2 separate regions of the Homo sapiens genome follow, and region 2 is linked to region 1. The links are chromatin loops, found by intact Hi-C in ENCODE. Cell type or tissue: psoas muscle. All regions are shown on one strand. Each heading gives the region's core, and the rest is flanking DNA. Links, peaks and the distances in the headings are about the cores only. Region 1 has its middle 92 kb from the start of ZNF462. Region 2 has its middle 110 kb from the start of LINC01505.

Region 1 (2,924 bases), core at 267-2,766:
TTGGAATTCTGGTATTGCCCCTTAGCGACTTTCTGACCTTGGGCAATTTACATAACCTCTTATGCCATGCCTTAGAAGTAATAAAAGAACCTCCAAATTGTTCTGCGGTTAGAAAGAGATACTGCTTGTAAAGTTCTTAGCACATGGCCTGGTCAATGGTAAACTATAAGTAATGCTCTTTCCAGACTGATTTCAGTCTCCAGGGGAAGAAGGGGTCTTGGCTGGTAGACAGTAACCTCCCATCAGAGGTGCCCTCACAGAAAATGGTAGCTCCACAACCAGGTTACAACAACGTCCAAATTAAGCAGAATTGGGTCAGGGCCTGCATTGTCCAATACGGTAGCTGCTAGTCACAAGTGGTTCCACATTGAGATGTGAAGTGTAAAATCCACTGGATTTGAAGGACTTAGTGTACAAAAAGTTAAATATTTCAGTAATCTTTCTTATACTGCCTACATATTGAAGTGATAGTACTTTGGTTATATTGGGTTAAATAAAATATATTATTAAAATTATGTTTAAATAAATTTTATTGTGTATATTTGTGGTATATAACATGATGTTATTGGGATACATATATATAGTAAAATGGTCACTATAGTAAAGCAAATTAATATATCCATCAGCTCACATCGTTACCCTTTTTTTCTGGCAAGAGCTGCTAAAATCTATTCATCTAGCCGAATTTCCAAATACAGAACAATTTTATTACCTATCATCCTTATGTGGTGCATTAGATCTCTAGAACTGTTCATCCTACATATCTGCCTCTTTGTATCCTCTGACCCATATCTCCCCATTTTCTCCCTACCACCGCCAAATTAATTTCACCTGTTTCTTTTTCCATTTTTTAATGAGGCTACTAGAAAAATTAAAAGTTACATGTGTGGCCCAGGGCCCATAAGCCTGGCTCACACTACATTTCTGTTGGACCATGTTCATTTAGGCCAGCAAGTGTCCCAGCCAATGGGTTGGACTCAGAGGCTGCTATAGTTTGAATATTTGTGTCCCCTCCAAAATTCATGTTGAAACTTAATCTCCAATACAACAGCATTTAAGAGTAGGGCCTTCAGGTGGTGATTTGGTCATAAGGGCTTCTCTTTCATGAGTGGGATTAAGGCCTTTATAAATGAGCCTTAACACAGCATTCAGCTTTTTTTGACACAGCATTCATCCCCTCCAGAGGATGCAGCATTCAAGGTGCCATCTTGGAAGTAGAGACCAGGCCCTCACCAGACACTGAACCTGCTGGCACCTTGATCTTGGGCTTCCAGCTTCCAGAACTGTGAGAAATAAATTTCTGTTCTTGATAAATCGCCCAGGCTAAGATGTGTGTGTGTTTTTGTTGTTGTTGTTGTTTGTTTTTGTTTTTGAGATGGAGTTTCACTCTTTTGTTGCCCAGGCTGGTGTGCAATGGCACGATCTTGGCTCACTGCACCCTCTGCCTCCCAGGTTCAAGTGATTCTCCTCCCTCAACCTCCCGAGCAGCTGGGATTACAGGTCCCCACCACCATGCCCCGCTAGCTAATTTCTGTATTTTTAGTAGAGACAGGGTTTCACCATGTTGGCCAGGCTGGTCTCGAACTGACTTCATGTGATCTACCCGCCTCAGCCTCCCAAAGTCCTGGGATTACAGGCATGAGCCACCATGCCTGGCCAGGTATTTTGTTACAGCAGCACAAACAGACCAAGCCAAGAATCCAGCTTGCATGTGTTAGAAGTGCAGCATAATCAAAAAGCCAAGCCGGGCAGGGTTCCAAGCTAACATACAGGCCTGCCAGTACTTGGGCTTGGCCCAGGCCTTCCGAAAACAGAGATGACAATGACAGCAGCAGGATACATATCTTACCTCACCTTCTAACGGGGAGGAGCCCCAGACAAAGGGCCAAGTCTGTGAATGGGTGGGACTAAGGCCATGAGCTTCAGGACCTGCACTGGGCAAGGTTGAGCCCTGTGGAGACAGAGTCACCATGTTTGGGATTGTTTATAAACCTGGTAACAGGTAAGCACCTCATAATATTGTGAGTTCCTCCCTTGCATGTGAGTGGCAGAGATAAGGATCAAGCCACCCCTCTCAAAGAAATTCACATCCAGCTCTGACTCTTGGGTGGGAAGAGAAAGTCAGAAAGAATAGGGAGAAGAAGCAGAAGTTTTGAAAGTAACTTCAAAGTGTTTCAAACTTTCAAAATATTAAGTATGTCTGTAAGCCAAGCTAGCTACAGCCAATTTCTAACACGGACACAAGAACAATTCTTTGTGAGGTCTATCTCATAGTCCCTTGAAACCATGACCATAGTTAGAACCATATGTAAGACCTAACATGTTTAAGGAAACTCCTGGCTGTCCGCTTTAATCTCGCAGTCCCAAAGAGCCTCTGAAATGTGGTTAGGTAAAATCTGAGCCCAGTCTCCTCAGAAGCATGATATCAAAACCTGTTTATTAACTCCGAAAGGGAAACTTCTCCAAGACTGTGTGTTTTCCTTAGGTGAATGAGGGTATAATAATGTCTCTAGTTTAGGAACCGAGAAGTGCAGTATTTGATCTTGCCTCCATGAAGTATAAACCAATGAACTTAAATAAAGGAGGCATATGAAAAGCACGGGACTTTGAAGGAAAATAAGATTTCTCAGCTGATGAGACCTCTGTGATACACTGTGCTCTGGGCTTGAATTATTTTTAGTCTTTGGCACAAAAATCAGGATTAGTATTTCACTTCTTGGCCTCTGAAGACACTCATATGACTTTGTCTTTCTGGACATAGCACGTGTTCTGATACAAACTCTGTGAAGACCCTTATCAGATTCAGTGAGACAGCCTAATTCCTGAGTATAATGAGCATTTTAAAGGGCCATAGGGCTATGACAAAAACAAACAAACAACTGGCCACTTCTATAAGGCATGAAGAAACCTTGAATAATCTCTGG
Region 2 (2,924 bases), core at 287-2,786, 47 kb before region 1:
GATTAATAACATTCATGTGATAGCCTGATCCAAATATTAGCAGTATAGAGATGTAATCGCAACTTTGGAGGCAATGAAAGAATAGCAGTTCTTAAAGTAATCAAACCAATTTTTTTCTCTCTGTTTTTCCTGTTTGTTTTTCCAGTTCCCCAAATCTTAATGTATTCTGGTGAAGGAGGCACTCTTTCCTAGTGTTAATGGCAGTAAAGACTACTGCAAAATGTTATAACATTGCCTGTCCTCAACTGATCCAGTCCACATTTGCAGATGCAGGAGCTTGAGATAGTCACCCTAAATTCTGGATGCCTGTCCAAACCAAACCTCTAAGTTCTTGGACTTGGGCCCTTCTTTTAAGCTGAAATAAAGACTTGCACTTTCTTCCTGTCTCCAAAGATCTTCAAACTTTTGGGTAAAACCAACCCATAAACGCAAATAGACATCCTTTCACACAGAATGTACACCTGTACATAGGCTTATACATGTGCCAGTAACTAGAAACTTCATCATAGGTTCATCCACCCTTCCAAAACATCAATGGAAGGCCAATTTTCTAGAATGTGAGGATGTCAATTTAAAATGAGCTACATTAATGAGGTTTCCAGGAGGCTTCTAAGCTGTTCCAGTGATGGCTTTGGCTAGAGTGACCCACTGCATAGTTTTGCCCATGATCTGATCACAGACAGTTGTCTTTATTTATGTGCTGTGTGTGAATAGTGGAGACAGTTTGGCAGAGTTATGGATAAGAGATTTAACTGCCACATATCTTTAAATGCTAACAGCTTTTAACATTTTTTTCTATATAACATGCTATATTTATGAGACAATGAAGGGGTAGGGGTCTGAGGAAATAAAAATGAAGAGAGAATAAAGGAAAAGAACAGTAGGGAACTCTGGCCTTGATGGGACTGAAAATATTTTAGAACTCTCAATTCCATTCTGCTCTGAAAGCACCAGTTAGCTTTCCAAAAGTTTCCATTCATTATACTCCAGAGTTTGATGTAATCCAAAGTTTAAACAATATGTTCATTATATCTCTATTTACACACTCATTCAATCAGTAAACATACTTACTGAAAGTGTATTCTATCCAGGGCATTATATTAACCATTGTAGAAAGTTTAAAGGTATATAGGGCATAGCTCTATCTTTTGACATCTAACTGTCTAATGAGGAGATATAATAGATATGCATATGACTACAATACATCAGTCTGCATTGGCAATTAATTATAGAAGAGGCATTTTTAAATACACATTAGGATGTAAGAGAATGGAATCCCAGGAAGAGAGAAAAGCATGAGCAAAAATGTGGAGGCAAAAAGTACCAGGCTATTTTAAGGAATGACTGAATCACTGTGTTTGGGTGTTAGAGGAATGGAGGGGGAAAGTCTTGAAAAAGTATAAGCAGGCTGGGACGAGATATGAATGACTTTAAATCTTACACTGACGAGTCTGGCCTTTTTTACTAGAAATGAGAAATTAGTGATATTTAGAGCAGGGAAGAGCATGAGCAGAGTGTTGCTTTCAGAAGGAAGACTGATCTCAAGGCGAGGTGAAGGACTGATTGGAGTAAGAAAGCATAGCACCATAGTGACCAGTGAAGAGGCCCTTTCGGTTGACTCAGTGCAGGTAATAATGGCATCATCTAGGTGGATAAATATTGGAAGGCAAAAAATAATAATAACTACAAGAACAGACATAGGCCAATCAAACACCATATATGTAGAATGAGAGAGGAGTTATAGAAGACTCTGGAATTTTAAATGGGATGACAGGAACAATGTAGATCCATTGAGGGACAACTAGTAAGTGAGGGATGTTAATAGTCTTAATTTTAAACACGTAGGGAATTAGACAATATTTCTATATGTGCCTATGAGACATCTCCATTTTCAAACTTAGACTTGAAGTGGGAAATAAGAAAGTCTGGGGATAACTTCTATAAGAAAGTTTGTTTATAAACCCATTCTGAATTCCAAACAAGAAGGAAAATAGACGCACTTCGTGTTTTCTTTTTCTAGTCACCAATTAAACTGATGATCCAACACCATTTATTTCCATTGCCTTATCCACATTGCTGACAATCATAAAAACAGAGCCCAAAATGAGTCCATGAAGCATATCCCACCTCTGCTTGTACAAGACTGAAAGTGATAGCTTGAGAACAACCGGCAATGGAAGAAAACACACCCAGTATGGATTGAGAAGGCTAGTATCAAACCCAGAAAAGGACTTTCTATTATCAGTGAGGATGAGAATAAATGGCTCCCTAAGGAAATGGTATGTTCTCTTAATAGCTCACAAATTTTCCAGGTTAGTTTGATCAAGTGAAGCAGAGCTAGCAGGGATACAAATTATTGAAATGGTGGCAAAGATAAAGCTTCTATGTAAAATAAAATTTAAGATGCAAAGGAGATTAACAACTAGCTTTTTTAAGAGAATGAAGGAGGGGGCTTACAACTTGAAATATATCTGTTTATGTTCTTACTCCATTCCAGTATCCAATTCCTGAAGATCAGAAATAGGGAGGATTTGGTAAAACCCCCAGTCTCCATTTTCTATCTAGCCTGGCCCTGTGTTAATCTTTCACCCAGACTTCTTAATCCATACATCCACTGGGAGAAAAGCGTGTTAGAACAAATTGAGGAAGCCTGAGAGCGTCTCCTCACTTTCTGGCTGCCCTTCAGCAAATAGGGTTCTGCTAGGGACAGAAGCATGCACTCTATCTCCTATTTGGAGTTGGCTGTAGGAAAGAATCTGCACACATAGGCAAACTGCAACTCTAGCACACAGCTCTGGTTTGGTTCCAACTGAAGTCAGTTGTCCCATATCCTCTGATTGCAACACATTGTAGGGAAACCATCAGTGCTCTTCACTCAGATGTTGTCAGCCAAGACTGATCCCAAAATAACCATGATGGTCCCA

What was found. A loop is a pair of places that touch in the nucleus more often than their neighbours do. Peaks named below come from ENCODE experiments on the same cell type or tissue, not always from the same donor. Only the 100,000 strongest peaks of a DNase experiment are listed, where the experiment ranks them.
Region 2: it touches region 1 in a loop (2.1-fold over the local background); 1 of 110 quality-filtered maps calls a loop at or near these places.

The regions. Positions count from the first base shown.
Region 1 is chr9:106,770,020-106,772,943 of GRCh38, forward strand. No RefSeq gene overlaps it. Among named protein-coding and RNA genes, the nearest start is that of ZNF462, 92 kb to the right of the region's middle. In psoas muscle, for the core only: no CTCF peak of the experiment used is centred there; a DNase peak (open chromatin) is centred at 1,742; H3K4me3 peaks cover 726 bases; H3K27ac peaks cover 2,172 bases.
Region 2 is chr9:106,723,460-106,726,383 of GRCh38, forward strand. No RefSeq gene overlaps it. Among named protein-coding and RNA genes, the nearest start is that of LINC01505, 110 kb to the left of the region's middle. In psoas muscle, for the core only: no CTCF peak of the experiment used is centred there; no DNase peak of the experiment used is centred there; H3K27ac peaks cover 1,483 bases.